2 separate regions of the Homo sapiens genome follow, and region 2 is linked to region 1. The links are chromatin loops, found by intact Hi-C in ENCODE. Cell type or tissue: dorsolateral prefrontal cortex. All regions are shown on one strand. Each heading gives the region's core, and the rest is flanking DNA. Links, peaks and the distances in the headings are about the cores only.

Evidence for each region. A loop is a pair of places that touch in the nucleus more often than their neighbours do. Peaks named below come from ENCODE experiments on the same cell type or tissue, not always from the same donor. Only the 100,000 strongest peaks of a DNase experiment are listed, where the experiment ranks them.
Region 2: a loop joins it to region 1, with 6 times the contacts of the local background. A loop is called at or near these places in 82 of 110 quality-filtered maps.

Annotation. Positions count from the first base shown.
Region 1 is chr15:80,961,198-80,977,694 of GRCh38, forward strand. MESD (mesoderm development LRP chaperone) reads right to left here. Exons shown (of 3, transcript NM_015154.3): 3 at 14,555-16,497. Among named protein-coding and RNA genes, the nearest start is that of MESD, 20 kb to the right of the region's middle. RefSeq lists an enhancer at 5,405-5,920 and a silencer at 16,371-16,497. In dorsolateral prefrontal cortex, for the core only: a CTCF peak has its summit at 9,025 (motif pointing left); a DNase peak (open chromatin) is centred at 9,024.
Region 2 is chr15:80,770,101-80,786,597 of GRCh38, forward strand. CEMIP (cell migration inducing hyaluronidase 1) reads left to right here and starts at 9,270. Exons shown (of 30, transcript NM_001293298.2): 1 at 9,270-9,514. RefSeq lists a silencer at 8,892-9,171 and an enhancer at 9,792-10,297. In dorsolateral prefrontal cortex, for the core only: CTCF peaks have their summits at 6,507 (motif pointing left) and 6,714; a DNase peak (open chromatin) is centred at 6,501; H3K27ac peaks cover 400 bases.

The DNA of each region.
Region 1 (16,497 bases), core at 8,050-10,549:
TAACATGCCATCTGCTTTTTGCTGAGACTCTGCTGATATTTTATATGAGAGGCTCTTACAAAGCAGTAAGGAACAAAAAGAAAAAAAAAAAGGAAAAGAAAAGAAAGAAAAACAGCAAAAGGGGGCCAGATTACATAAGAAAAAATATAAATGGCAAAATGGCAAAAGATATATTCAAAAACTAAACCTTGTTGGTAATTATAAAATGCAAATTGAAACAACAGTGAGATGCTATTATCCACCTAGTAAACTAGAAAATATTAAAAAGAACTATAAAAGACAGAAGAAATGAATGCTCCTAGACAATGAGGATAAAAGAATAATTTGGTGCAAATTTTCTGTAAAGCAATTTAGTACTAAGTAAAAATGACTGCAAAATGTATTCAGACTTTGGCTCCAAAATTCTGTCAAAGAATTTATCCTAAAGAAAGAGCTACAGAAATGCACAAGAATTTGTGACAAGGATATTCACTGCAGCATTTTATATGATGATGAAAACTGTAAAACAACCTAAGTAGTCAACAGTCAGATATTGGCTAAATATACCATCACAAAGAAGATGAAAGAAAAAACATTATAGACAAGCAAATGCTGAGAGATTTTGTCACCACCAGGCCTGCCTTACAAGAGCTCCTGAAGGAAGCATTAAACATGGAAAGGAACAACCTGTACCAGCCACTGCAAAAACATGCCAAATTGTAAAGACCATTGACACTATGAAGAAACTGCATCAATTAACGGGCGAAATAACCAGCTAGCATCATCATAACAGGATCAAATTCACACATAACAATATTAACCTTAAATGTAAATGGGCTAAATGCCCCAATTAAAAGATACAGACTGGCAAATTGGACAAAGAGTCAAGACCCATCAGTGTGCTGTATTCAGGAGACCCATCTCACGTGCAGAGATGCACATAAGCTCAAAATAAAGGGATGGAAGAAGATCTACCAAGCAAATGGAAAGCGAAAAACAGCAGGGGTTGCAAACCTGGTCTCTGATAAGACAGACTTTAAACCAACAAAGATCAAAAGAGACAAAGAAGGCCATTATATAATGGTAAAGGAATCAATTCAACAAGAAGAGATAACTATCCTAAATATATATGCACCCAACACAGGAGCACCCAGATTTATAAAGCAAGTTCTCAGACACCTACAAAGAGACTTAGACTCCCACACAGTAATAATGGGAGACTTTAACACGCCACTGTCAATATTAGACAGATCGAGACAGAAAATTAACAAGGATATCCAGGACTTGAACTCAGCTCTGGACCAAGCAGACCTAATAGACATCTACAGAACTCTCCACCCCAAATCAACAGAATATACACTTTTCTCAGCACCGCATCACACTTATTCTAAAATTGACCACCTAATTGGAAGTAAAACACTCCTCAGCAAATGTAAAAGAACAGAAACCACAACAAACTGTCTCAGACCACAGTGCAATCAAATTAGAACTCAGGATTAAGAAACTCACTCAAAACCGCACAACTACATGGAAACTGAACAACGTGCTCCTGAATGACTACTGGGTAAATAATGAAATGAAGGCAGAAATAAAGATGTTCTTTGAAACCAATGAGAACAAAGACACAATGTACCAGAATCTGAGGGACACATTTAAAGCAGTGTGTAGAGGGAAATTGATACCACTAAATGCCCATAAAAGAAAGCAGGAAAGATCTAAAATCGACACCCTAACATCACAATTAAAAGAACTAGAGAAGTAAGAGCAAACATTCAAAAGCTAGCAGAAAACAAGAAATAACTAAGATCAGAGCAGAACTGAAGGAGATAGAGACACAAAAAACCCTTCAAAAAAATCAGTGAATCCAGGAGCTGGGTTTTTGAAAAGATCAACAAAATAGACCACTAACAGGACTAATAAAGAAAAGAGAGAAGAATCAAATAGATGTAATAAAAAACGATAAAGTGGATATTACCACCAATTCCACAGAAATACAAACTACCATCAGAGAATACTATGAACAGCTCTATGCAAATAAACTAGAAAATCTAGAAGAAATGGATAAATTCCTGTATACATACACCCTCCCAAGACTAAACCAGGAAGAAGTTGAATCTCTGAATAGACCAATAACAGGTTCTGAAATTGAGGCAATAATTAATAGCCTACCAAACAAAAGAAGTCCAGGACCAGACAGATTCACAGCCAAATTCTACCAGAGGTACAAAGAGGAGCTGGTACCATTCCTTCTGAAACTATTCCAATCAATAGAAAAAGAGGGAATCCTCCCTAACTCATTTTATGAGGCCAGCATCATCCTGATACCAAAGGCTAGCAGAGACACAACAAAAAAAGAGAATTTTAGGCCAGTATCCCTGATGAAGATCAATGCGAAAATCCTCAATAAAATACTGGCAAACCGAATCCAGCAGCACATCAGAAAGTTTATCCTCCACGATCAAGTCGGCTTCATCCCTGGGATGCGAGGCTGGTTCAACACATGCAAATCAATAAATGTAATCCCTCACATAAACAGAACCAACGACAAAAACCACATGATTATCTCAATAGATGCAAAAAAGGCCTTCGAGAAAATTCACCAGCCTTTCATGCTAAAAACTCTCAACAAACTATATTGATGGAACAGATCTCAAAATTATAAGAGCTATTTATGACAAACCCACAGCCAATATCATACTGAATGGGCAAAAACTGGAAGCATTCCCTCTGAAAACTGGCTCCAGACAAGGATGCCCTCTTTCACCACTCCTATTCAACATAGTATTGGAAGTTCTGGCCAGGGCAATCAGGCAAGAAAAAGAAAGAAAGGGTATTCAATTAGGAAAAGAGGCAGTCAAATTGTCCCTGTTTGCAGATGACATGATTGTATATCTAAAAATCCCCATTGTCTCAGCCCAAAATCTCCTTAAGCTGATAGGCAACTTCAGCAAAGTCTCAGTATACAAAATGAACGTGCAAAAATCACAAGCATTCCTATACAACAGGAACACACAAACAGAGAGCCAAATCATGAGTGAACTCCCATTCACACTACAAAGAGAATAAAATACCTAGGAATCCAACTTACAAGGGATGTGAAGGACCTCTTCAAGGAGAACTACAAACCACTGCTCAATGAAATAAAAGAGGACACAAACAAATGGAAGAACATTCCATGCTCATGGATCAATATCATGAAAAAGGCCATACTGCCCAAAGTAATTTATAGATTCAATGCTATCCCCATCAAACTACCACTGACTTTCTTCACAGAATTGGAAAAAACTACTTTAAATTTCACATGGAACCAAAAAAGAGCCCGCATAACTAAGACAATCCTAAACAAAAAGAACAAAGCTGGAGGCATCATGCTAGCTGACTTCAAACTATACTACAAGGCTACAGCAATCAAAACAGCATGGCACTGTTGCCAAAACAGATATATAAACCAATGAAACAGAACAGAGGCCTGAGAAATAACACCACACATCTACAACCATCTGATCTTTGACAAACAAGCAATGGGGAAAGGATTCCCTATTTAATAAATGGTGCTGGGAAAACTGGCTAGCCATATGTAGAAAGCTGAAACTGGACCCCTTCCTTACACCTTATACAAAAATTAACTCAAGATGGATTAAAAACTTAAATGCAACACCTAAGACCATAAAAACCCTAGAAGAAAACCTAGGCAATACCATTCAGGACATAGGCATGGGCAAAGACTTCATGACTAAAACACCAAAAGCAATGGCAACTAAAGCCAAAATTGACAAATGGGATCTAATTAAATTAAAGAGCTTCTGCACAGCAAAAGAAACTATCATCACAGTGAACAGGCAACTTACAGAATGGGAGAAAATTCTTGCAATCTATCCATCTGACAAAGGGCTAATATCCAGAATCTACAAAGAACTTAAACAAATTTACAAGAAAAAAACAAACAACACCATCAAAAAGTGGGCAGAGGATATGAACAGACACTTCTCAAAAGAAGACATTTATGCAGCCAACAGACATATGAAAAAATGTTCATGATCACTGGTCATCAGAGAAATGCAAATCAAAACCACAATGAGATACCATCTCACACCAGTTAGAATGGCGATTAAAAAGTCAGGAAACAACAGATACTGGAGAGGATGTGGAGAAACAGGAACACTTTTACACTGTTGGTGGGAGTGTAAATTAGTTCAACTATTGTAGAAGACAGTGTGGCAATTCCTCAAGGATCTAGAACTAGAAATACCATTTGACCCAGCAATCCCATTACTGGGTATATGCCCAAAGGATTATAAATCATGTTGCTATAAAGACACATGCACACATATGTTTATTGTGGCACCATTCACAATAGAAAAGACTTGGAACCAACCCAAATGTCCATCAATAATAGACTGGATAAAGAAAATGTGGCACATACACACCATGGAATACTATGCAGCCATAAAAAAGGATGAGTTCATGTTATTTGCAGGGACATGGATGAAGCTGGAAACCATCATTCTCAGCAAAATATCACAAGGACAGAAAGCCAAACACTGCATGTTCTCACTCATAAATGGGAGCTGAATAATGAGAACACATGGACACAGGGAGGGGAGCATCACACACCAGGGCCTATTGTGGGGTAGGGGACTGGGGGAAGGATAGCAATAGGAGAAATACCTAATGTAAATGATGAGTTGATGGGTGCAGCAAACCAACATGGAACGTGTATACCTATGTAACAAACCTGCACGTTGTGCACATGTACCCTAGAACTTAAAGTATAATAATAAAAAAAAAGAAAAGAAAAAACAAATTGGCTAAATTGAGGTATAGCCTCCTCCCCAAAATAAAGATTAAAAATGATTATTAAAATGTTGATAATTATTAGAACTGGGTGACAAGGAATGGTGACCCACTCTATTTTTTGTGTGTACATTTAAGATATTTCCATGATAAAGTTTTTGAAAGTTAGAAATAACCATTTTAGAAAATACTTAGCATAACCAATCAAGAACTTTAAAAGAATCATCATCATTTTTTTTTTTGGACCTACTAATTACATACATATCTGGGGATTTAGCCTAATGAAATAGAGCATGGGTATGAAGATGCTCATTGTAGCATTATTTATAATGACTTGACAGGTTCAAATAACCTAAATGTTCATCTACACAGAAATGACCAAATAAATTATGGCCTCATTTGATGAACTATTATACCTCATCAAAATAATATTTACAAAGGGTTTGTAATAACAAACTACTCATTTGCAGAGCCAGTGGCAGAGGCCCTTTGGTTTCTGAAAGTCACAGAGTATTACAGACAGAGAGACCTGAGAGCTCAACGGGCCCAGTGCTCCCCATATTAGAGGTGTGTTCACACACACATGTGCACACACACACAAACCAAGCTTCCACCCCTCCTGCTGTGCCACTGCCCCCAGCTTCCAGGCTGCCTCTGTGTCCACTCATGCCTGCTCAAATCTCAGCTTAGTGGCCACCTGCTCCAGGAAGCTTTTCTCTGGCCTCCCTTGGAAAATCCCTCTGTTGCAAGCTACAAGCACCTTGCATAGTTGCCACTGTACACTGTGGGTGTGTGTATTTGATTCAGGCCCTCTTCTTCCATACCCTGCTGCCTCTCTGCTCCACAACCTTTGCACCTCTTCTCTTCCTCCTGATTCTGCATCTCAAAAGCCCAAATAACTGGCTTGAAGTGGCCAACTCCTCCTTATTGGGCAGTTCCGCTGGTTAAATTCCTCTGGGAAATGCTGGCCCATTCCAACTGAGGCCCATCGAGGTGATGCGCTCAAGGCATTGATTTTAAAACTAGAAGTAGAAGCCCTTGGCCGGGCGCAGTGGCTCACTCCTGTAATCCTAGCACTTGGGAGGCTTAGGTGAGCAGATCACCTGAGGTCAGGAGTTCGAGACCAGCCTGACCAACATGAAGAAACCCCCGCCTCTACTAAAAATACAAAATTAGCTGGGCATGGTGGTGCATGCTTGTAATCCCAGCTACTTGGGAGGCTGAGGCAGGAGAATCACTTGAACCCGGGAGGTGGAGGTTGTGGTGAACCGAGATCACACCATTGCACTCCAGCCTGGGCAACAAGAGTGAAACTCCATCTCAAAAAAAGAAAAAGAAAAAAGAAAAGAAAAGAAGTAGGAGCCCTCAGGGAGTTTTAATTTAGAGCAAGGACCTCAGAGAATTTGTAAGGAAGCTTCTATCCTAAGGGAGTCAGGGACCTCCTTTGCATTAGAATAAGGATCCCTATTGTCTTGTTTCTTCCAGACCCTGGCATGTAAATCCCAGGCCTGGCAGGACTTGCCACCCTGTTTATAGAAGAGGTAAGGCCCAGGGAAAGCAAGTATGGCACTCAATGTCGTCCAACTTGGAGCTGAGGTAGGAGGCATGGATCAAAGGGGCCCCAGTGTTTCTAGGCCTATGGCTGAAGCTCTCTCCTGCAGGAAGAATGCGGGCTGGCCTGAAAAACAGATGCAAGGCAGACCAGATGTCCCTGGGCATTCTTCACATTCCACCAACTGCAGCCCTCCTTGGCTGAGAGCTGCCAAGTCTGGGCTTCCAATTCATCAGCTTGGAAACTTCACCTCAGAAACTTCGGCAGACTTCTCTGGAGAAAACAAAAATTGCCCTAGGTCTGCCAGGGAACAGTGGTCAAAGATTTAAAATTGCAAGTTGGGCTGCTGAGATCCAGAATTTGACAAGCCCAGGTTTAAGCTGATTCAACAAGATCTATGGAGAGTTGGCCAAGTGGCCCCAACTGCAGGCTCAGGTTTTCCCAGATGCTGGATCAAGTGGAAAGGGGTCCAACATCTCAAGTTTCTGGCTTGTGACACTTGCGTGGGACCTCCTGAAATCTGCCTACCAAAAATTTCCTTGTACCAGCAAGCAGCATGGTCAAACTGCAGTCTCCTGCAGACCGCTTGGACTCTGGCAGCTCTGCCCCTTTCAGGGCAAACCATCTCACCTGAGAGCAGGTCCTCAGCCATGCAGGTATCTGAGAGCAGAGCACCAAGGTGGTGGGAACGGCAGATGTTTCTGCCTGGAAGGAAGCTGACCCGCTCTGCTCTGGCATACCCTACACTGGGCAAGGTGGCCATTCTCCTTCTGGAGCAATCTCTGTGGCCCATGTAGAATTCCATCCCAGCCCCTCCCTTAGAGTGTCAAGCCACAGTGAAAACTGCAGTGCCTCCAGAAGAAAACAGCCCAGGCAGGATGTTATCCTGCCTTCTCCTAGCTGTGACTCTCAGCAAGGGGCTTAACCCCTACAAGCTTCTGTCTAGTCACCTGAAGCACAAAACACACACACAAATGATAATAGTTAACATGTACTGAAAGCTCTGTTGGCCAGGCACAGTGGCTCACACCTGTACTCCTTTGGAAGGCCAAGGTGGGAGGATCGCTTGAGCTCAGGAGTTTAAGACCAGCCAAGGTAAAATAGTGAGACCCCACCTCTTTACTTTAAAAATAAAATAAAAAAGAAAGCTGTGTTAAGTGCTTCACAGGGACTTGCTCATTTAATCCTTATAATACTTCTCTGAAATGGGAACTTTTATTAGCACCTACAGGCTTAGATGAGTGAGGTCCTTAAATAACTTGTCCAACATGATACAGCTAATAAAATGCAGAGCTGGGAAGTCCAACACCAGAACTGTGCTTCAAAGGGCCACATAGTAAATGTTAACTAATACCAACCTTGTGGGGTTGTGAAGGGTAAATGAGGTCGGGCACAGTGGTTCACACCTGTAATCCCAACACTTTGGGAGGTCAAGGTGGGAGGATTGCTTGAACCCAGGAGTTCAAGACCAGCCAGGGCAACATAGGGAGACCCTGTCTCTACAAAAAATATTAAAAAATTAGCTGGGTGTGATGGTGCACACCTGTGGTCCCAGCTACCCAGGAGATTGAGGTGGGAGGACCACTTGAGCCTGGAGGTCGAGGCTGCAGTGAGCTGCCATCGTGCCAGTGCACTCCAGCGTGAGCAACAGAGTGAGACCCTAACTGAAAATAAAATGAGAGTAAATGAAATAAAGTATGTAAAGACCTGCACACAGTGGGTAGCATGTCACAGTTAGGTAAGGATGTCCAGAGCTTGCACACAGTAGGCACACTCCATGCTGAAAGACATTGTGTGTCTTTTAATATTCAACCTGTAAATACCAAGAAGGCAGGGACCTTGCCTGCCTTGCTATCTTTATCTCCACTGCCTGCACACTTCCCGAAACTTATTGGTGTTCAGCACTTACATGGGGAGTGCTTGTATCAACACTTGGCACATGGGTCTGAGAAGAGGTCCAGAGAAGGGGAGCAGCCCCTCTCCCAAGCAGATTACAGTGGCTGGTGTCAGTTTTGGAGTCTGCCTGCCTGAGTTTAAATCCTGGGTTTGAGGCTGGGCATGGTGGCTCACGCCTGTAACCCTAGCGCTTTGGGAGGTCGAGGCAGGCGGATCAGTTGAGGTCAGGAGCTCGAGACCACCCTGGCCAATATAGTGAAACCCCGTCTCCACTAAAAACACAAAAATTAGCCAGGTGTGGTGGCGGGTGCCTGTAATCCCAGCTACTCAGGAGTCTGAGGCAGGAGAATCACTTGAATCCGGGAGGCGGAAGTTGCAGTGAGCCGAGATGGCGCCACTGCACTCCAGTCTGGGCGACAGAGCAAGGCTCTGTCTTAAAAAACAACAACAAAAAATCCTGGCTTTGTCACTGCCTTGCAGCGTGACCTTGGGGAAAATACTGAATGGCTATGTGCCTCAGTTTCCTTGTGTGCAAAATGGGGATGACAGTATTTACTGCATAGGGCTGCTTGCTATGAGGATGAAGTAAATTAATATTACTAGAACAGTACACATGGATAAGATAATCCCTTGGATTTCCAAGAGAATTCAGAGAGAGAGGTGTATGCAGATTTTCACAGATATTTTGCAAGCACAGACTGAGCAGTCTGTTAATTAAAATAATAGCTGAAGAATTCTCACCGAAGGATCAGTGGCAAATTAGAGACACATGGTGGGGAAGCCGTGAGGCACAGCTGGTCTCTGCTGCCCCCTAGTGGGTACATCCTTTAATTTTTAAATTGACTTTCCTTTAGGAGATGATAACCACTGCAGACAGCTTCCGAAAAAGGTTCTAGTCAAATCACTTTCCCAAGCTGTGCTTTGGTTATATGGTGGAGAGAATGAACAATTCTACTTCACTTAATAGGGGTCTTACGAAGTAGTAAAGGCACTCGCTGGCCTCGTGATCACTGGCAAATCCCCTTCCCTCTGGGCTCACTCACCTGTAAACTATCTACTCCTCCACTGCAGGGCAGGTGTGAGGCTCACATGCAGTGCATAATGGGAAGTGTTGTACTTTCTGACATCAAAAACGTGTTCTTCATCATAATTATCGTTGTCTTCCTCTCTGCTTCCCGGCCCCAAATGAACTCCGTAGCTAACTCAGCCACTCCTATTCTTCGGAACTTTCCCGCTCAGACCTAGTCAAACAAAATCAGTGTCTGATGGTAGTTACGGCAGTAAGAACAGATTTAAATCAGAAAGTACTGCAATAAGGGGAAAGAGACCTCAGTACAGAAGTGGGCTCAATTCTGAATACAGCATGCACAAACAGGTTTTTACCCCAGCCAAGGAGCAGGATGGGGGCAGTAGATGGAAAATGACTAAGAGGAAATGTCAGGGGTAGCACGGATTCTGGTTAAACAGACCTAACAGGATTATGCTGAAGGTAGGCCTGGGTGATCAGATATCACCTGGGGGCGGGGTGGAGGATGGAGAATTTGATCAGATATTGAGTGATTAGATATCAAGGGTAAGAAGTTCTCAATAAATTGATTAACAGGATTCTTGCTAAAATGGGCAACTCAAGCCCCACAAGAGCAGACACTGAAAGTCAATGCTTCAAGGGCTTCAAGGAGCCTCACTGGAGGCTGGTCAAGAAGAGAATATTTGTCAACTGCTACCCCAGAGGATTCCTACTGCAAGTCTTTGTGGAAGAGCTTGATCTTTGCCTGCTGTAAATGGCTTTCAGCTCCAAGCCCTGGCCTCACCCTACCTGGTCAACGAGGTACCTGACAGCCTAGCATAGGAAAACAATGGCCATCAGATTGCACAGTCAAGGGTTAATTTCTATTTTCAGTCAAGAGCATTCACATGCAAAGCCCTAGAAATGACAAAGACCCCTCCTTAGAAACTTTAGTTGGGCTCCTCTGAGCCATCTTCTCAGCTAGGCCTTGACCTTGGACTGCTGAGCCCAGCGTTAGCAACAATCCTAAGTCAGTTAATAAGAATCCCCCTGCCCCTGATATCTAATCAAGTTCCTCTTAGTAATTCTCCACCCACTGATCCCCTCACTCTGCTCCTCTGCTGTAAATCCCCAATTGTCTTCACTGTATTCAGAGTTGAGTTCAACTTCTTCCCTTATTCCAATAGGAGCAATAAAGTCTTAAAACAATTTTTTTTTTCCAGCCAGGGTCTCACTCTGTCCCCCAGGCTGGAGTACAGTGACACAATCACAGCTCACTGCAGCCTCTATCTCTCAGGTTCAAGAGATCCTCCCGCCTCAACCTCCTGAGTAGCTGGGACTAAACAATAATCAGGGACACAGGAAAAAGTAGGACCTGAGACAAGTAGGACCACGCCTGTAGTCCCAGCTACTTGGGAGGGAGGCTGAGGTGGGAGGATTGATTAAGCCCGGGAGGTGAAGGTTGCAGTGAGCCAAGACTGCACCATTGCACTCCAGCCTGGGCAACAGAGTGAGATTCTGTCTCAAAAAAAAAAAAAAAGAAATCGACACCAAAGGACTAATCTTAAGGAAGGAAAACTGCTCATTTCAACGTTATTGATAATTGTGGATAACTAAAAAAACTCAAATATAGAAAAAAATAGAGAGCACAGATACAGGCCCGGTGCTGGGGACTTTACACATGTGCTTCGTCTCACTCCCTCACATAGATGGATAAGTAGAGATCAGGAAAAGTTAGAGAGGATCAGACCTGCAGAAACCTCTTCAAAGTAGCCCTAGGGAAAAGTTTCTCATAGGAATACAGAGCTCTCAGAATTCAAGGAAAACTTGAATATCAAAACTCAGGAGGTCGAACACTTAGGGCAAGTGTAGAAACTTAACTAACACACACATTCTTGCAATTCACTGTGGCTGCTGCACTATTAATGCCTCAGCTATCAAATCATCCAGTCTCTGGCTGAGAGAGGATCTGATTTGTCAACCTGGTTGATGGTGACCTGGGTCAGATGCCCACCTCTGGTCCAAAAGACCATGACCATCCAGGGAGGGTGGGAGAGCAGGGCAGGGCTGTGCATGTAAACACAGCAGCCAGAGCTGTGGGTAGAAGTACATGCTCCTAGAAAGGGACATGGATCGTGAGGCAGAGATTGGACTCAGGCACGTGTAAGTAACAAAACCATGCCTGGTCCAGCCCTACTGTCTTCACTACATGAATCTGTTAAGTAGAATTATGGCACAGCAAGAGGACGGGAATATTACACAGCCACTAAAACGCTGAACGCAGAGACCAGGCAGCAATATAAAAACTTCATTACAGGTTGGGCGCAGTGGCTCACGCCTGTAATCCCAGCACTTTGGGAGGCCGAGGTGGGTTGATCACGAGGTCAGGAGTTCGAGACCAGCCTGGCCAACATGGTGAAACCCTGTCTCTACTAAAAATACAAAAAATTAGCCAGGTGAGGTGGCAGGTGCCTGTAATTCCAGCTACTTGGGAGGCTGAGGCAGGAGAATCACTTGAACCCAGGAGGTGGAAGTTGCAGTGAGCCAAGACTGCACCACTGCACTCCAGTCTGGGCAACAGAGCAAGACTCTGTCTCAAAAAACAAACAAACAAAAAAAACAAAAACCTTCGTTACTATATAACGCTGAGTGGAAAAATTGTAAACCAAATTCTGTTTCTGCTATGATGACAAATATGTGAATATAACGCTCAGATGTAATGGACTCAAAGGGATCTTGGCCAAATGAAAACAGCTTGGATAGCTGGGACGGTGTGATGGTAAATGAATTTCTTCCTTTTATAGAGAACTTTTAACATTGCTGTGCTATTATTTTAATAAAAATAAAGACTTCAAGGTGGGTGAATCACTTGAGCCCAGGAGTTTTGACAGCAGGCTGGGCAACATGATGAAACCTCGTCTCTCGAGAAAACAACAACAACAACAACAACAAAACCCCACAAAAATTCGCCGGGTGTAGTGGCGTGCACCTGTAGTCCCAGCTTCTCGGGAGGCTGAGGTGGGAGGATGGCTTGAGCCTAGGAGGTCAAGGTTGCAGTGAGCCATGATTGTGCCACTGCACTCCAGTCTTGGCAACAGAGGCCCTGTCTCAAAAAAAATAAATAAATAGTTCAGTTCTTACTATGAACACAAACCCTGGGATTCAGGGAATATGAACTTCTAAGCACAAGGACATAAATACCAACCACAGACTGCAGGAGAAGGTGGTGAATCTGCCCCTGGCCCTGCCAGCCCCGCCTCACTGCCTCACCCTATTCACCCCCTCGACAGATCCTGTCTTTATTTAGAATGCTCATCTTTTATTCATCATGGTTTTTGTTTTTTTTTTAAAGAAAACATTTTTTGGTTTTTAAAAATATTGCATTAAAATACTATTTAATTACCGAGTTTTGTGCTGCCCTTCAAATTGTGTGCCTGGGGCAAGTGCCTCCTGCCTTTGCCCAAAGCCACATATTGCATGACCTTTCTTCTCCGGAGATCGGAAGAGAAAGGGTTACTACAGAGTGAAGCAAAGAACATCCCAGCCTTTCCCTTCCTGAGGAAGGGACTCTCTGCTATCACGGGGGAACTCTCTGAAGTCTTGGCAATCATTTTTCCTTGTAATAGCAATTATGGTTCCCCCCCCCACTGGGGAGAAGAACCCTAGTCTAGGACACTCAGGAAAGCCACAGGAGAGCAGAGGCTACCTGTCAAGCAGAGCCACACACAGCCTTGTCTGAGCCCCTCTCCTTTCCGGTTCAGCTATAGGAAAGCTGAGAGAAGGCAGTACTCCGCCCTGGAACTGCAGCTCCTGGCGAAGCAGACAACGCTCAGATACGGAGGGAAAAGAGCCAGCGAGAATTCACCTGTGACACTTGTACAGGCTGAGGTCTAGGAAAAGCTGTGTCTGCCTAATAAGCATGAATAAGAGAGGGAAAAAACAAAGATGTGGCATCTACCCAAACATTTTGGAATTAGAAAACAGCAGCAATAAAAGAATGTAGCACACAAATACAGATAAATATTCAATCCTGGGGGAAAATATAACCCAAGGTGAAGATTCTCCATTTGGATTTTTTGAGTAATAGAAGTTAATAAAAACTTGAATTTTAATAAAAACAGCTCAAACATGAGATAAAAACGGAATATTTAAAAATATAAAATGTGTATCAGAGCTAAAAAAAAAAAAGAAACCCAAGATACCAATACAAAACTAAAGTTAACAGAAGATAAATTTTTCCAAAATAATGGGGGAGGGGGGAGCTGAATCTGCAATCAATTAGAAATTACACAGCATGCTCTAGAAGGATTAAGAAAAAAGATTCAGAAAAAAAAAAAACAACACTAAGACTTTTCCTAGAAAAATTACTAAATGTTAAGTATGAGTTGCATAAGTAAAAAGGAGCTGAATGCTATTTATTAATTTTAAAAAATTATTTAAAATTTTTAAAATTTTTCAATTAAAAAAAGAATGAAGAATCCCTAAGGAGTCTAAGAAAAAGCAGTCATAAAGGAAAAAAATTTTTAAATCAGTTACAAAATCCCCCAAAACAAACAAAGAAACATAAAATCAAATTTAAAAAAAGAAAAAGAGAAAAAGCAGTCACTTCTAGGGGAAAGACAGGGGTGGCCTCACACCTCTCCAGTGGAGCCATGTGTAAGAAGAGCTGAAAGGTAGAGCTGGGCGTGGTGACTCACAACTTAATACCAGTGAATCGGAGGCCGAGGCAGGAGGATTGCTTGAGGACCAGCCCAGGCAACATGGTGAGACACCTCCATTTCTCCAAAAAAAAAAAACAAAAAAAAAAAAACCTAGCCAGGCATAGTGGTGCATGCTTGTAGTCCTAGCTACTCGGGAGGCTGAGGCAAGAGGATGGCTTGAACTCAGGAGTTTGAGGCTGCAGTGAGCTATGAACACACCACTGCACTCTAGCCTGAGTGAGACAGCAAGAGACCCTGTCTCTTAAAAAACAAACAAACAAACAAAAAACTTCCAGGGAAAAAAGCAAGGCTCAGAAATGTCCTACCCTGCATGCTCTTGTCCAAGCATAAAGGCGGACACTGTGGGTGCAGAAGGTGGATATTATGTATCTTGTCAGTATACAAACACTATTAAACAATAATCAGGGACACAGGAAAAAGTTTGTGAGTTCCTTTCCCTTGTTCAGTGGTTAATGCATACTAAGTTGGTTTAATTTAAAAAAAAAAAAGAGGTTTAACAGTATAAGGGAAACCACCAGAAGTACAAAAGCCACAGTATCACCATCAAAACCAGAAAGCCTGAGGATGAAGAAGGAAAGATGTGTATATCTGATACAGGTTTCATAATTGATAGTCAAAAGATATCATCCAAATTTATTAGATCACTAGATATTAAAACAAACAAGACAAAAAGGAAGACAAATTCATTAAAAACAGGACATTTCTCCCAGCTATTTGGGAGGCTGTGGTGGGAAGATCAATTGAGCCGGTAGGTAGAGACTTCAGTGAGCCGTGATCCTACTGCACTCTAGTGAGGGCAACAGAGTGAGACCCTGTCTCAAAAACAAAAACAAATGACATTTCTCTTAAAAAATTTTTGTTTCGTTTTTTTGAGACAGAGTCTCATCCCGTCATCCAGGCTGGAGTGCAGTGGCCTGATCTTGGCTCACTGCAACCTCCGCCTCCCGGGTTCAAGCCATTCTCCTGCCTCAGCCACCTGAGTAGCTGGGATTACAGGCCCGCACCACCACACTCGGCTAATTTTTAGTAGAGACAGGGCTTCACCATGTTGGCCAGGCTGGTCTCAAACTCCTGACCTCAACTGATCCACCCACCTCGGCCTCCCAAAGTACTGGGATTACAGGCGTGAGCCACTGTACCCAGCCCAACATTTCTTTTGCTCATGAATCTGCAGACTGGGCAGACTGTTTCTCAGCTCAGCTTATGTTGGCTCCCCTCAGTGTCAACTAGGATTGCTTGAAGGCTGGGGCTGGAAATGTTTAAATCTTATCCACATGTCTGTGCCTGGGCTGGGAAGACTCATGCAGCTGGGGTTGGAGCAGGTGGGCCTCCTGGGTATCCCTCTCTCTACGTGAAACACTGTACGCAGCCTCTCCAGTATGGTGGCTTCAGGGTAGCCAATTAAGATATGGTTTTACAATCTATTAAACTGGTAAATGTGATGCCCAAGGCTGGCAAGGATAGATCTATTGTTGGCAAGGGTAAGCTGACTAAACCACTTGGGAGGGCAATTTGGCAATACACACCAAAATGTTAAATTCCGTTTGCTCTAATAATTCTACTGCTAGGAATTTACCTTTCAGATATAAACAAAAGTGTACCGAAATATTTTGTATGAAAATGTCCACTGCAGCACTGAATATACCAGCAAAAAATCTGAACACTCAAGTGTCCATCAGCAGGGACTATGCAGTGAAACAGTGGTTCAAACCTCACCATCACCCTGCTGATGTAGGACACCTTCAGCTATGGCCTGCACTACTGAAGCACCTCCCAGCTCACGGCTCACACCTGCTGGGGTCCTCTTCTGATCACTTCTCCTGTGCAACCAGTGCAACCTGGACTGCCTTTCACACCCACCCCATCACAATTAAGATCCACCAGGGCGTCCCAAACTCCTACCAAACTCCATGTGCTACGCTCCTCCAACCTGGGCCTGCACTGGGCCCCAGCCTCCCCGCTGGCCTTCCTGCTGCCTCTCCCTCTGCCACTTCTAGCCACAGGGTCTTAGCTCAGACTGTTTCCTCTGCCTGCCTTACTCTATTTCTCCTCTCCTCCTCTTGCCCTCAGAGAAGGCCTCTGGTTTTCTTAACCTGGTCAGGGAAGATTCTACCTCCCCCTACCCTGCCCCTTTCATACTTCTAACAGCTGCCATTTTACTTTGTACATTACTGACATTTGTCTTCCCCCACCGAATCATTGAGTTTTACGATAGCAGAGGCTGTATCTACACCGTCCTGGCACCTTGTAGTACCTAGTACATAACAGACACACAGAAACTACTGGGTGAAGTGGGGGCACACTGCACAGGAAACAATGAGACAGATCTGCACATTCTGACATGGGAAGGCTCCTAAGTGGAAACAGAAGGTACAGGGCGGAGTGAAAGCTTTGCTACCTTTTGCTTAATTAAAGCAATTATCTCATCAAAACAGCTGCTTTATACTGGGCCATTATGGCTATGCAGGACAGTAACCCCATCAAACTGCCCTGAGTACAACAGAAAAAGCCCACAGACAGGGCTTGGTTCAGCCACGGCATGATTCAGG
Region 2 (16,497 bases), core at 5,155-7,654, 190 kb before region 1:
CCTAGTGAGACCCTGTCTCTACAAAAAATAAAAAAATTAGTTGGGCATGGTGGTGCATGCCTGTGGTCCCAGCTACTGGGGAGGCTGAGGTAGGAGGATTGCTTGGCCATGGGAGGTCAAGGCTGCAGTGAGCTGTGACAACAAGCCTTTCCAGTGATTTGATCTGATTCATGCTATATTTAAATAAGTAAGGCATCCTACTGAGAATGAATTGCTCTAGAAATAGTTTTTAGAAGTAGTTCCTAGAAAGGAAAAGACTTACTGTTCCTTTGTCCTAGTAATAAGTGAGAACTGCTTTTAAAGCTACCCCAGTCCTTTGGTGACAACTTCCTTCTGTCAGTACACATGCTTCTGAAGGCCAGCCAATCAGCAACAGCCTCCCTCAGGGACCATGCTTCTAAAGGTTTTTTAATCCCTAAAAACTCCCACCGCTGAGTCAGCCAACCTCCAAGTCCTGCACTCCCCGAAGCTGTACAGAGATCAGCAGCATGCTGTGTTCACTTCTCCCATTGCTGAACTGCTATAGAGCAGCGGCCTCTTCCTTCCACAACTCCATGGAAAAGCTGGATTCAGTCCAGAGATCACCTGTCTGGCACTTACAGGGGTATACATTGCAAACACATGAGGTGAGCCAGGTGCGAGGCAACACTGAGTAAATGTGGCGACTTGGAGAGGCCGTCACATTGCTGTGACACATATACACACCACATGGGCCAAACCATGCACATCAGCAGTCCTGTGGTCTACAGGCCATCAGTCTGCAACATCCAAATTAGCGCAATCCTTCATTTCATACATTTAATTCATTTTAGGCAGTCCAGGAAGTATTAGGATTCTCCGGAGAGACAGAAAATTAAACATGTATATAAAATACTTATATATACAGTCATGTGCCTCATAATGATGTTTTAATCAATGATGAACCACAGTAGTGGTCCCAAAAGATTATATTATTATTATTATTATTATTATTATTATTATTATTATTATTTTCTTTTTGAGATGGAGTCTCACTCTGTCTCCCAGGCTGGAGTGCAGTGGTGCAATCTCGGCTCACCGCAACCTCTGCCTTCCGGATTCAAGCGATTCTTCTGCCTCAGCCTCCAGAGTAGCTGAGATTACAGGCACACCCCACCAGGCCCAGCTAATTCTTTTGTATTTTTAGTAGAGATGGGGTTTCGCCATGTTGGCCAGGCTGGTCTTGAACTCTAGACCTCAAGTGATCTGCCCACCTCAGCCTCCCAAAGTGCTGGGATTACAGGCGTGAGCCACTGCACCCAGCCAGATTATAATATTATAATTTTACTGGACCTCTTCTATGTTTAGATACATTGCCTACAGTATTCAGTACAGTAATGTGCTGTACAGGTTTGTAGCTTAGGAGAAATAGACTATACCATATAGCCTAGGTGTGTAGTAGGCTGGACCCTCTAGGCTTGTGTAAGTACGCATGCTATGATATCCACACAATGATGAAATGGCCTAACAATGCATTTCCCAGAACGTATTCCCCTCATGAAGTGATGCATGACTGGGTATAGATACACGAGAGGGGATTTATGAGGGGGATTGGCTCACACAATTATGGAGGCTGAGAAGTTCCACCACAGGCTGTCTGCACGCTGGTGACCCAGTGGGGCCGGTAGGGTGCCCCAGTCCAAGTTCAAAAGCCTCAGAACCGCGGAAACTGATGGTGTAACTCTCAGTTGGAGACCGAAGGCCTGAGAACCAAGGGGCCAATAGTGCAAGTCCTGGAGTCCCAAGACTGGAGAGGCTGAAGTTCGCATCTGCAAGGACAGGAGGAGGTGAATGTTCTAGGTCCTGGAGAGAGAGAGAGAAAGAGAGAAGGAAAAAAAATCCTTTTCTCTCCTTTTCTGTTTTATCCATGCTGTCAGCTGTTTAGATGATGCCCACCCACTCCGAGGGTGGATCTTCCCCACTCAGTCCACCAACTCATATGCCAATCTCCTCTGGAAACAGCCTCACAGACGCATTCAGAAGGGATGCTCTACCAACTCCATAGGTTTTTTGTTTGTTTGTTTGTTTGTTTTTGAGATGGAGTCTCACTCTGTTGCCCAGGCTGGAGTGCAGTGGCGCAATCTCAGCTCACTGCAAACTCCACCTCCCGGGTTCAAGTGATTCTTCTGCCTCAGCCTCCTGAGTAGCTAGGATTACAGGCGCCTGCCACCACATCTGGCTAATTTTTGTATTTTTAGTAGAGACAGGGTTTCACCATATTGGCCAGGCTGGTCTTGAACTCCTGACCTGGTGATTCGCCTGCCTCAGCCTCCCAAAGTTCTGGGATTGTAGGCGTGAGCCACTGCACCCAGCCCTCCCTAGGTATTTTTTAATCCAGGCAAGTTGACACTTAAAATTAAGCATCACACAGGGGAAGGAAATTGCCTGAGAGCAGAAACTGATCTAGTGACAGTTTGAACACAGCCCATTCCCATGCTGCTGCACTTTGTGTGCTTTGAAAAGAAGGTAAAGGATTTCGTGGCATTATAAAAAAATAACAATTATGCTTATGTTGTCATTGAAACCATGAGGCATGCGAGTTCCAGCTAAAGGTATTGGCAAGTCTACTCCTTAGTTGTCTGTGGATGAGCTAGAGTACCTAAACAGCATTTTACCTATCCACGTGGCCCCTGAACAACCTGAGTTTGAACTACATGGGTCCATTTATACATGGATTTTTTTCAATAAATACATTAGAACACTTTTTGGAGATTTGCGTCAATTTGAAAATACTTTCAGATGAACCTTGTAGACTAGAAATAATAAAAAAAATTAAGAAAAAGTTAGGCATGTCATGAATGCATAAAATATGTGTAGATACTAATCTATTTTATCATTTACTACTATAAAATATACACATATCTAGTATAGAAAGTTAAAATGTATCAAAACTTAGGCACACACTTATAGACCATACATGGCACTATTGGAAGTCCAAAGAAATGCAAATACAAAGATGCAATATTAAACCATAACTGCATAAAGTTACCTGTAGTACATGCTGTGCTACTGTAATGATTTCATAGCCACCTCCTGCTGCTGTTGCGGTGAGCTCAAGTGTTGTGAGTATCCGCTTAAAACGCCCTGTGACGCTAATCATCTCCACATGAGCAATTGTTTCTCCGGTAAATTGCAGATCTCAATGGAAAGTGATCTCTTGTGGTTCTTGCATACTTTTCATCCTCTTTAGTGCAATACCGTAAACCTTGAATAACACCATGCCTCTACTGAAGCTGGAAAGGGTCCCAAGGAGCAGAGAAAAGTCATGACATTACAAGAAACAGTTGAATTGCTTGATATGTGTCATAGATTGCAGTCTGCAGCTGCAGTCTCCTGACATTTCAGACAGAGGATTCGTCTTGTAAACAGACGTGTAAACTGATGGTATTGATACAGCACAGTACTGTAAATGTATTTTGTCATCCTGTGGCTTTCTTAATAACATTTTCTTTTCTGTAGCTTCTTTTATTGTAAGAATGAAGTATATAATACATATAACATAAAAAATATGTTTATGTTATTGGTGAGGATTCTGGTCAACAGTAGGTTATTGGTAGTTCAGTGTATGAGGAGTCAAAAGTTATACTTGGATTTTCTACTGTGCTGGGAGTTGGTGCCCCTAACTCCGCATTGTTCATGGCTCAACTGTATTTTTATTTTTTAAGCCAGGAGTTTCTTCTTGGGATTAGTGTATGAATTATAGTGAAGAAATGTTTATTTATTTGTGTGTCTACTGAGCATCTACTCAGGTTGTCATTGTGCTAGTCTGGGAACAGAAAGATAGGGAAGATGCATCCCTATTCTCCAGTGCTCACAGCTGGAGGTAGGGAGGCAATGGAAGACAAGCAGGGTTGGGGAGATCAGAAAACGTTTCCCAGAGACAGTGACATTTGAGTTAGGTCTTGAAGCGTACCTTCGCATGAGCCATGCAAAAAGAAATAAGAACTCTTGAGAAGTGCCCAAATTTTCCTGAAATGCACACATGGGAGTGTTCAGAATGCTGAAACCAGTAACACGGGAGTGATTATATAAATTATGTCCATATTAGGAAATGGCATAACACTGTAAAATAATATTGAAAGAAATTTAAGGCTGGGCCTGGTGGCTCAGCCTGTAATCCCAGCACACTGGGAGGTGGAGGCAGGTGGATTGCTTGAGCCCAGGACTTCGAGACCAGACTGGGCAACATGGGAAACCCTGTCTCTTCCAAAAATACAAAAATTAGCCAGTCTCATAGCCTGGTTTCAAAATATATAAATAAATAAATAGATTAAAATTTAAAAACAAAGAAATAAACAAATTTATTAAAAATGCTAAAAAATGAATAAAAGTTTTAAAAAATTTTTAGAAAGAGATTTAAAATGCAGGGAAATGTGTTTGATATATTATTAGTTGAAAAAACAGGCTTATTATTATATATAATTTTGTCATTTAAAAATTATTTATGTTTTCCTTTTTTTTTTAGAGACAGACAGGGTCTGTGTTGCTCAGGCTGGAGTGCAGTGGCTATTTACAGCCCTGATCACAGTACACCACAACCTTGAATGATTTTTCTGCCACAGCTTCCTGAGTAGCTGGGGCTACAGGCTCTGGCCACCACACCCGGTTTTAAATTTTTGACTAGGTAATAATTCACTTAGTTCAAAGAGAAAAAAATTACAAAAAAGCACATAAGGAAAAGTTGACATCCCACCCCTCTTCCATCTTCCCAGCCCTCACCAGAACTATCAATTGCCAAACAGGAAACCATATTATTTGTTTCTTGTGTGTCATTCTAGATAATTTCCTATGCATCCATAAATAATTGCAAATACAGAGTATTTTTCCGCCCCTTCCCTTTTGCACAAGTGGTAGTGTGCAAATGTATCATATATACATTGCTCTATGCTTTAGTTTTTTATTTTACTATATAAAATTTACCCTATTCCTGGCCAGGCACAGTGGCTCACGCCTGTAATCCCAGCACTTTGGGAGGCCAAGGTGGACAGATCACTTGAGGTCAGGAGTTCGAGACCAGCCTGGCCAACACGGTGAAACCCCATCTCTACTAAAAATACAAAAATTAGCTGGGTGTGGTGGCGCACGACTACAGTTCCAGCTACTCCAGAGGCTGAGGCAGGAGAATCACTTCAACCCAGGAGGCGGAGGTTGCAGTGAGCTGAGTTGGCACCACCACACTCCAGCCACAGCGACAGAGTGAGACTCCGTCTCAAAAAAAAGAATTCTATTCAGCTTTTAAACAGCTGTATAATACTCCATCATATAGATGCAACACTATTTAATTAGCCCTACTACTGGGCACTTAGGCTAGTTTGTTGTTGTTGTTGTTGTTTTACTATTAAAAATAGGGCTACAGTGTATAACCTGGTGCTATTTGTTTCACACATTATAGCTGTAAGATAAATTCCTGGAATTGCTGAGTCAAACATTATGTATATTTTCATAAATCTTGTCAAACTGCCCTCCCAAGTTGTACCAACGTAAGTTTTCATCAGTGATGTATGCAAAGGTTGATTCTCCACCCTTACTGGCCTCCTCCGCAGCAGAGGTAGGGTCAAACTTTTGGATTTTTGCCAGCCTGACAGGTATTTCGGCCTAGTATTAATTTGTATTTCTTCATTTATGTGTTAAGTTGAGCATCTTTTCAAATGTTTGTAAACTACTTGGGTCTCCTTTTCCATCGCATGTATGTTATCTTTATAGGAAATGCTCATTCGTGTATTCATTCATTGACGGTGGACTACACGTGGACTTCATGTTGGCCACTATAGGAGCTACTACAGGGTAGATGGGTAAACTTGAGAGACACAGCCCTTGCCCTCTCAGAACATGCAATCTGATGGAAGAGAATAATTTTGAGCTAGCTATTGAAGATTTATGGAACACTTACATACATTTATCTATTTGTGAAACTATATATGTAACTTATACATGGAAAAATGCTTGGCTATATACTGAAATTAACAGAAATAATTTTTGAGTGGAAGTGATTTTTTTTTCTTTCCTTTGTGTTTTTCTGTATTTTTCAAGCTTTTGTAATGTATACACATTATGTTTGATGTTAGGTAATTTCTTTTCTCTTTGTTCATTGTTTAAGTTTTTCAAGGTTGGTTGGTTGGTTGATTTTTTTACAGGGAACATGTGTGATTTTTTGCAATTAGAACAAAAGGAAATAAATAAGAAGAAGACATCATACATACACCGTTTACCTATGTTTTAGACATAAATAAAACACAGGAAAGAAGAGTTCTTTCTCTAGAGTGACGGTGAGTTTGAAGAGGAAGATATAGAAATCCACTTTCAGAGCTGGGATTTGCTGTCATAAGTTCCAGCACAGGCCTTCACTCACCAGAAAAGCTGAGGACATGTCTCTCTTCAGCTGGGCAGCCTCTTCTGTGTCCAACAAGACAGGAATCAACAGCTCTGAGAGCTGGAAATCTGGCCTCCGGATCCAGGCCTGGGAATTTCCCTTTTCTGATGCCAGCTTCAGGCCCAGTGTCTAAGGGCGACCCCTGTTGGTGGGACTTAAGTATGCTCATTATTCGTGAGCTGCTTCTCCAAGGGTGGAGATGCCCAATTCAGTTTTAATTTTTTGTGGGTCTGCTGGAAACCTTGAGGCCCACAGCCCACTCACACACTACCCTAACTACATCCTGCTTCCCTTTTCTCCTTGTCCTCCACCCGTCTACTCCAGGTTTTCCTGGACAACTGGGTCTGGAGGCTTGGCGTATGGAGCCACAGGTGTGGCCAACCTTTTAAACTGTAATAAGGCAGGCTGCTGTAGGGTCAGGTGCTGTCTTTGCTGATCAGCAGGTGGAGTGTGGAGGCCCTTGTTTTAGGGAACAGATGTGGCATCCTGTCAGCAGACTGAGGATGCCAGACTTGGGCAGCTTGAGGCAACAGTGAGCAGGCAGGCCAATCTACTGCACAAGGATGTAGCTGAGGGGGCTGCATCCCACCTGAGGAAGGTGGGTTGGAGGCAAATGCAAAGAATGGAGGAAGGGCAGGCTTTCTGGGTGGCAGGTCACACCATTGATGGGCGTTTCCCTTCTCTCTGGAGACTCTCTGCTGGGAGATTTCGGCAAGAATCAGAAAACTAACACAGCCTTTCTTGACCAGCTCTTTCCTGTCTCTGCATTTATAAGAGCAAGACAATGGATTGCGAAAGTGTGGGCAGTAAATCCACCAGTGTCATGTTGCTATATTTATCCATAAAGAATTACGCGGCACGCCCCGTTCATCACTGAGTGCTGAATGGCAGTGCTGAATGGAGAACTGGCTGGAGAATCTGGTTTTAGACATTCGGAGCCTGTTTGTAATTCATCAGCACTGCTCTTTTCCCCTGGGCATTGGTCTGTGATAAAGAAAACTGGATACCAGAGGAATGTGCTGGGCATTTCAGTGCTTTGAGAAAACATAGCCAAGCACTTCTCAGGGCCCATCCCTAGACAGGACCCTGCCTTTACCACTTCATCTCCCAGATGGCTGTGGAGCCAGCCCCTCACCAGAGAGCTACCTGGCTCCACTCAGGCCTCAAATCTACTGTCTGTTGATGGAAAATCCTGCATGTCGTGCCAAGCCAGGCTGATTCAAGGTCGACCTTTCTCCATTTGGGCCAAATGCCCAGCACCCCCAAACCCCTAACACACAACTCTTTGTGGGTCTGGTTTCTGGGAGCTCCTTAAGGAAGAAAAACATAAACAGGAATCATGGTGAGGACTGGGGAGAGGGGCCCTGGGTCGGGGGGGCTCCATTTTATTCGGCTGGAAAGAAAAGGTTGGGGAGGAGGGCTTGCCATTGGATCCAGTTCATTACTTCCCAATAAATCAAAGAAGGGCTGAGAATCCTGACCACCACCCCCAGTAAGGATCAAGTTCCGCTTTCTGGAAGAGGCCTAGAGGTGGATTGCAGGACTTCCCAGTTTAACCAGGTGACAAAGGCTTCTGCTTCAGCCCAGATGTGATCACAGACTTCCACAGCTTCTGCCGACCACAGCCTGGCCTTAAAGTCCAGACCTAGAGTCCCGGAGCTAGTGTGTACTACACAGAATGGAGACCTTGCCTGAGGAGCTGGTTCTCAGAGAACACTGGCAGGAAGGAAGAAAGAAATGTATATTCTAGGAGGCCTCTGCTAACCAGGAAAGGGGGCTGAGTCACACTCTGAAAGGTGGAAGAGGCAGAGAGCAGGTATCAACGCCCTCATTTTACAGATTAAAACAAAACAAGAAAAACAAACACTCCTCACCTCCCTGCAAAAAAACCACCCTGAGGCTCAGACAGGGGAAGTAGCTGGCCCTGGTCACACAGTAGGTTAGCGGCAGAGTTGAGAGGAGACTCCATATGCCCTAGGGATGTGTTGTGATGAACTTTTCCTACTGGTACTGTTTCCTCCCGCGAGGGAATGTCTAGACCAGCCGCACCTTCTTGCTTTGACCCTTCAGAACTTTGGCCTGTCCAGTTAAAGAGGCACAGAGCCCTCCTACCCACAGGGAATGTTTCTAACTTACCAAGCACCTATTATGTGCTTAGAACTTGGACTTTCCTGATCTCATTTAAGCCTCACCATTCTAGTGAGGAAGCATCACAGAACCCATTTTCCTGATGAGGAAACTGAGACTGGGAGGGGTTAAGATCCTGTACACAGTTGTAACTGGCATGTCTGAATCCAGTTTCAAACCAAGGTGCCTTTCAGTGAACACCCAAGCATCTTCCTCTCGGATTAACTGCTAGGCCAATACCAAAATCTCTTTCTCGGGCTACTCTTTTGCTGCTGAGTTAAAAAGAGATCCTGAGACTTAGCCTGGGACCCCGACTCGCGGCGATTCTGTGGCAGGCGCAGACCTTTTCTCCTGTCCTCCACTGCCTCTTTGCCTCGGAGGGCGCCCCGGGGCGCGAGCGGGGCACGGGCGACCCTGGCTCCTTGGAGGCCCGGGGACTTGCTCTCCGCGGTCCGCCGCGGCCGCTCCACCGAGTCCTGGCCTCCAGCGCCCTCACCTGGCTGCTGCGGGCGGGACTCTGCGCACCCGGGCTCCGCGGGCTCAGGTCTGCGTCTCCCAGAGCCGCCGCCAGAGCCCGCCCCGGTCCGGCCCGGGCACAGGGCCCCCGCCCCACTTGGGCAAGGCGGGGGCGCGTGGAGGGAAGTTTCATCGGGGGGCGAGGGAGGGAGCTTCGGTGCCGCGCGGGCGTCAGGGGCTCCTCGGGGGAGGAGTCAGTAAAAGTGGCTATAAAAGCGGCCTCTCGGCTGAGGGCCGGGGAGCTAGCGCTCAAGCAGAGCCCAGCGCGGTGCTATCGGACAGAGCCTGGCGAGCGCAAGCGGCGCGGGGAGCCAGCGGGGCTGAGCGCGGCCAGGGTCTGAACCCAGATTTCCCAGACTAGCTACCACTCCGCTTGCCCACGCCCCGGGAGCTCGCGGCGCCTGGCGGTCAGCGACCAGACGTCCGGGGCCGCTGCGCTCCTGGCCCGCGAGGCGTGACACTGTCTCGGCTACAGACCCAGAGGTAAGAGGGCCTGGCTGGGGGCGTCAGGGATGAGCTGACGGCCCATGCCACGGAAGAGAGGTAAGAAGTGGGGGCCCGCGCCTCCACCCGGCACAGGGTAAACGTTACCCGCCTCAGTTTCTGTTTGTCTGTCCACCCTGTGCTGTGCAGTCTACCTCTATCTGTCTGTTTGTCCATGCGTCTGTTGATGGGCACACGCTCTTGGCACTGTCCTCTGTGGGATTTCTCTGAGATCTTGTGATGCTTTACAAGCTGCAGGTGCCGGGGGGCGCTGGAGTCCCCAGAGGGCATCCAGAGGGGGCAGACTCCTGCTTTCCGTAGATTTTCCCCCTTCTGAATGGCACCGGGGGCTTGCGCCCGGGAGAGTGTCTCGCCGAGGAGGGAGTACCACAAGGGTCAGGTCTCGGTGTCCTGCCGACTGGGAGCCAGCTCACGCCGAGCTCTAGCGGGCGTGCGCCTAGCAACAGGTCTGCGCCCTGCTGCTCCTGCCTCAGCACGCTCTTCCTCCCAGTTTCCCTCGCCTCCCAGTGCCTCCGGGACAGCGCTAGGCACCCAGCGACGCGCTGGCGCGGGGCCGAGCTGAGGCAATTGCAATGTTAGATGAACCCGGGGGGCTCTGCTGATGTTTAGACTGAGACTCCAAACGTGGCATCGCTGGAAGAAGGTCTGGTGGTCCCTGGCAAAGGACGTCGGCTCCAAGAAAGGTCGCGTTAGGTTGTGAGGAAAGGCAGAGAGTCCTGGCAGAACGCTGGCCAGGTCTCCAGCTCGCCGCTCTGGGAACGAAGGCCAGTGACATTCTGGAATGGACCCCAAGGGATGCGTGTGCTCATGAGAGAGGAGCGCTGTGCGCCCTGGGTCCTCAGCCGCAGACACTCTCTGCGACAGCCGCTGTTCCCCAAGGGTCGGACGCTACGGCAGTCCCAGGAGTTCCGCCAGCTGCCGGGTTTGAGGTCCTGAGTCCTTCTCCAAGCAGCCAACGCTACCCACAGGTGAGAGCTCCCTTTAAAAACTAATCTTCTGATGTGTGAGCCAGTGCCTGGCTGCAGCCCCATACCAGGGACGGTGAGCCGGGGAGCGCGTCTCTCCATCCCTGCGGTCTGGAAAGTGATCCAGGGCGCGCCCGAGGGCGGGGAGCCGGCGGCTCTGCGTGCCCAGGCGCGACGCCACCATGGACAGCTCCCAGCCACTTCCTCCACTCGGGGTCTGTGGCCCTGGGTCTCCGGGGAAGTCGTGCGCTTTCTTCCCAGACCCAAGGCGTTGGGGCGCTGGGAAAGAGGAAAGGGACTGAGAGTCCGCTGGGGCCCTCGGTATTACCACTCAGGAGGCAGCCCAGCCCTCAGGAGTCTGTGGTTTGTGACCAGGTCCTAGCTGAGCCGGCAGTTCTGCAGGACCTCCCGGGGGCACTCTGTGGTTCTCTGGCTTTTCTATGACACCACGGAGACCCCTCAGAGCTGTTAGGAAAGTATGGCCCCTGAGAATCCGACCCAGGCAGTGAGATAATGCCAGATACAATTACGCCAGACATAATTAGGGATCCAGCTCAAACTGTTTTCTGTGTAGGGCACAAGTTCATGTGTTCCATCAAATTAAATTATTTATTTAGTACATATGGGATTGGGAGGATATATTAGTTTTACGATTAATGATAGAATGGAGAAGAAATCAAATAGAGCAAATTTATAGAGAAGGCAATCGGATGCATTTGCAAAAGCAACTATGCGGTTTTCTGATCCTAATAGTTTTGTTCAAAGCCCATGACTTTCTTAAAGCAATTTCCAAAGGCTCCTTTTTAGCCCAGTAGATGACTTTTCAAGTTGGTCACTTGAAACAGGGTGGAAAAACCTGTAGGGTTTAATCTGTGCACCAAATTAAAGATCTCCCTTCTCTGGTAAGAAACGACACTGGATGGGGCTCTTTTTGTCATTTCCACCCATACTGAAGTGTGTATCTTCCTTTATTTTAAAATTACAAGAAACGCAGGTCTGCTTTTTTTGTGTGTGACTGACAAAGGCCGACGGAGAGTAAAAACAAGTAAACACCTCTTATAAAAAAAAATTTTGAGACAGCATCTGTGACTTTGGGAAAGTTGCTCAAATGTTTTGTGCCTGTTTGCTGATATGTAAACTGGGAATAACGCAATGCCATCTTGCAGGGTTGCTATGAGAATTACAGTAATTGGTACAATGTAAAGCATTTAATCCAGTGCTGAGCATAGAGAAATCGTTTTAAATGGTAGCAATTACAGGTATATTTTAAAGACAGTTGTGCATTTCTTTTGAATTATGTTCACCATCCCTTTGCCCTCTCTCTTAACCTAGTAACTGTTTGATAGGGACTCCATCTTCACTTTATTTTTGCATCCGAGAACTTGTTGATGGAATTGATGAAAATGCTGGAGTTGATCACAATGAAAAAAAAATTCTTATTTAAAGACAAATGGAAGAACTTTTATGTGATAAAAATCGGTCAACTGTTTTCCCCTACCTACACTACTTGGAGGAAAGATAAAAGTAAGTTGTTTTCAAAATACTCTCACAGCCCTCTGGTTCAGATGATCAATTTTTCCTGATTGTTCTCTCACAAGAATGCAAGGTCTTCTAAGTGGCTTTGTTGTCTTTCTGCAAGTGAAGTACTCTTGGGTATTGATGGAGAGTGGCCTCTAAGGCCTGGTTTCTAGATCACTCCAGGATGAAGTAGGGGTTAGCTTTATGGAGTGGAACTTTGCCCAGGGGTTCACTGAGTGGTCATTGCCAAGCAGGAAGCACCTTACTTCATGCTTGAGCCTTGCTTAGGTGTGAGATTCTGACCAAGATACTTGCTCTGCCCAGAGCAGTGAGCACTTATTTGATCCCAGCTGGACTGGAGGGTCCCTTCCAGCTCTGCATTTCAGGGTTCTGTCTGGTAGACATCACTAATACATGACACACCACAGAAGTTTGGAGAATGGAATTGTATAGTACCCAGTCTTCCAGTTAGAGTTTTCTCCCCCCACAAAAGTGTGTGTGTGTGCGTGCATGTGAGTGTTTTTATCCCTGTCAGTTTTACATTCTGGTGCTCTTAGATTTTTATTCTTCTCCTCCTTCTGCTCTTAATAGCTCAGAAGGAATCTTAGCTTCTTCCGTCTAAAAGGATTGGAGCTGAAGAATACATGCTACAGATGCTCAGAATCTTTCTATGAGACTGCTGGTGACATGAACAGAGCAGGAGGACATGGGGCCTTGGATGACCTTGAATTCCTGGCTGTCTTCTGTGGACTCCCATGCAGATTCCAGTTTCCAGCATACCCATGGCTTTCTGGTAAGAAAACTATTGAACTACAGGACACTCTTGGAGTGAAGGCCAATGAGGGGAGGAACTGTCATGTAAAGTGGTAGAAACGAGCTCTTCATCAGTCCTGTGGCATTCTGCCTATTGCAACAGTATCTGAGTCCTCAGGACAGACAGAGCAAATGGCAAGAGTGGCATTCAGTGGGGAAGGCCAGCAGAGTGAAAGGGGTGAATTCAATTATTCTCATCAGCCTCCTTTGAAGCCTGCTGCTTAAGTGACCTCTTTTTAGTACCTTCTGTGGTATCGGCAAAGCATCACAATTTGATGGATTAAATGCAATTTGCATTTGCAGTTATAGCTCAAAAGAGAAATGCAAACATGTAGGTTGGGTTCCTAAATGGGAACAAAGTTGTATTTGTGAGTTGCATCCACAAGATAGCATATCTTTGAAAAGTCTGGACTACACATCTCTTTCTACATGATGGCACATACCCAGGTGTTTGATCTTATCAGGGTAAAGCATCAGCTATCTCTCACTGCTTGTTTTTTACCATTATCTGGAGGCAGTTTCAGTTTCCTTTGAACAGTGAATAGGAAAGGATCACATTCTTACTCTCTTGTATCTGGTTGGGTTGGCAGGAGGCTGGAAGTGGCAGTGGGTACTGGGGGAGACTTCTCAGTGCTGGGTTCCTTTCTACTGTTTTGCAAGCTATTCAGCTGGGCCTGAACCTCCTTTCCCTAAAGTCTGGCATGTAGAAACTTTGCTAATTTGAGTAGGATGGTGACTGTCATGGTGACTTTTATTAATATCTGCACCTCTTTGCTTTAGCTACTTTCTTCAGGGGCCATCTTATCCTCTCTGGCAGGCCCCTAGTCCTTCTTTTTCTTCTCTGTGCCCTGGCACCAGGCTTTGTTCAAGCTTGGTTCTTCAGAACGGAGGCTGCTTGCAGAGAAATGTCATCAAATATACATTTGCTGTCTGCTTAGTTCCCTTGGTGTTAGGAAACACACATGGCCACCCAGAGGGAGAGGAGCTGCTACTCCTCTCTGCCCCTGTTATTTTTTAGGGCCTGTCCCTAGACTCAGCTTGGCTCCAGGAATCTGAATCCATCCTTGCCTCCCCACCCCTGCAGGTGAGTGAGCCCTGGGGAGCACAAGCAGTCAGGCCTTCCTTGCACAGGCACCTGCTCAGAGCAAGGAGCTGGACAGCCTGGCTCCTTGCACTGGGATATCTTTGAGTCTTCTGGAAGGGCAGTCATATCAGGGGTTTAGATGCAACTTCAGTTTAAAGTGCTTTGCCCAGACTTTGAAAACCTTTGAAGACCAGGTCTTTGAAAGCCCTGTGAATTTCTTTCTCTCCTGTCAGTAGGAGAGCTGCACCATTAGACATTTTCTGTTACGGAGAAAGCATATCTAGATAGTTGTTCTGGCATGGAAGGTGTCCATGCCAGATTGCTGTCTTACCTGTTTTTAGACATCACACGGAGGAGGGAGGGCCACAGGCTTCCCCAGGAGCCTGCTGCACTCTTTGGCCCTCTCTGAGGTGAGGAGTTCATGCTGTTCTCCAGAGTCTTTATGGCTGTAAGGTATGCACTCAGCCCTTGGGACGAGGAAAGTGCAGTGGCCTGGAGGACAGGCACATTTTTCTGTGGCTCTGCCAGTCAGGAAAGGTGGGAACCATTGGAGTGTTCCTTGGGGACTGCTTGCTGCTTACTGTGACTGTACTCCTTGCCTGGACTATCAGCCAGGACCTGGGCAGGTTCCTTGACTTCTCTAGTCCTTTGTTTAGGGGTTAGGTTAGACCAGTGCTTCTTAGACTTAAAATATGCCAGCAACTCACAGGGGCACGTGTTAAAGTGAGAGTTCTGATTTGGCAGATCTGAGGTAGGGCCTGAGAGTCCACCTTTCCAACATGCTCCCAGGTGACGCTGCTGGTGCACAGAGCTGCCTTCAAGTCGTGGGGGCCTATGTCATTATGACATTGATGACTTTCTGTGATTCTGATTCCAATTCTTCTTGGTGTAATTTAAGTCAGTTCCCGTTGTCCGAGTTGAGGAAGCCCAGCTGGTCTGTGCCCTCCTAATGACCTTATAATGACCCTTAAAATTCTTGGAGATAATTATTGTCGCTCCTAAGCCATCTTATCAGCAGACTAAATATCTTGGCCCCCTTTAAGTTTCCACTTTTCCCTGTCATAATAAATTTTCCAAAGCTCTCTGGACCGAGCTACTTTTAAGCGCAAGATCGTTGTGCAAATGGCAATTTATCTTTGCCTGGCAGAGGCATTTGAATGTAATTTTGGTGGTATTAAGAGATCACTTAGGGAATTTCATCTAACTCTGGCTCCAGACACTGAGAATGGATGTTTACATTTAAACAACTTTTTTAGACTCCAAAGATCACAATTTCTTCTTTTTTGAACCTGAAAATGAAATTAAGGCCCAATTATCTTCCTCAACCCCCTCCCTGTGGCACTCCTGGGAGGATGAACTGGTCATCACCAGTACATTCTGGGTAGCCCAAGATGCTGGTGTGCAATTGTGTTCCGTCACCCACCGCCACAATCGGAAGCAGAAAATAAGTTGAGTACAAGTTTTTGATCATCTTCTATGAGGCAGGCCCTGAATGAGTCACTGAGAAGGCAGTTGAATACATGGTTCCTGCTCTCGAAGAGCTGGCAGCCTGGTGAGAGGACAGACATCCCAGTCAGAAGCTGTCATACAGGGTGATGGGGGCTAGGACAGATTAGTCAAGAGGAGTGGAGGGCGTGAGACCTGCTGGAGAAATGAAGAAGACCAGTAATTCAGCCAGAGGAGATCCAAGGAAGCTTCACTGAGGGCATATGAGGAGAGTCAGAAGCTCAGAAAGGCCTAAACCCCTTACTTCCTGCAACCTTTCAGATGCATGAAGTTTCTTACCTGCCTCAGATGCATAAGCTCCCTCACCTGTCCAGGTCCATAAGCTCCCTTACTTGCATCATGTGCATAAGCTCCCTTACCTGCCCAGGCTTTGGGCTACACTGGGCGCAAGAGAGTGCTTCTGAGCAGCTGTTAGGCCTCTTTCCTTTAGGAGACCTTTAGTCTTCTAGACTAGTAATTTAAAAATTACTTGAACCACAAAATGCTTTTTTTGCGATAAAATCTTAGTAAATCCAATTTAAAAACTAGATAAGAAGTGGCTGTGGTTGGGGATGGGAGCTGATTTTTGTCTTGAGTTCTCTCAAAAAGTTCCACAGAGCTCTGTGGGTTCCAAGGAGCACACTCTGAAAACTTCGGTCCTGGGTCATTTCGTTTTGCTTTTGGCAGTCATATCAATAGTGTTAGCTTAGTTTTATTGTGGTTTGTGTTGCTATGTCTTTTTGTTTTGTTTTTGTGACAAAGTCTCACTTTTGTCACCCGGGCTAGAGAGCAGTGGCATGAACACAGTTCCCTGCAGCCCCAACCTCCTAGGCTCAGGTGATCCTCAAGCCCCCCAAGTAGCTGGGACTAATTTTAGCTAATTTTTTGGACTAATTTTAACATTTTTGTAAAGATGAGTTTCATCGTGTTGCTCAGGCTGGTCTCAAACTCCTGAGCCCAAGATATCTGCCCACCACTGCCTCCCAAAGTGCTGGGATTACAGGCTTGAGCCATTGCACCCAGCCTGCTATGTCTTTAATATTCTGGATGTCTTGCTGTGTGTGTGTGTGTGTGTGTGTGTGTGTGTGTGTGTGTCC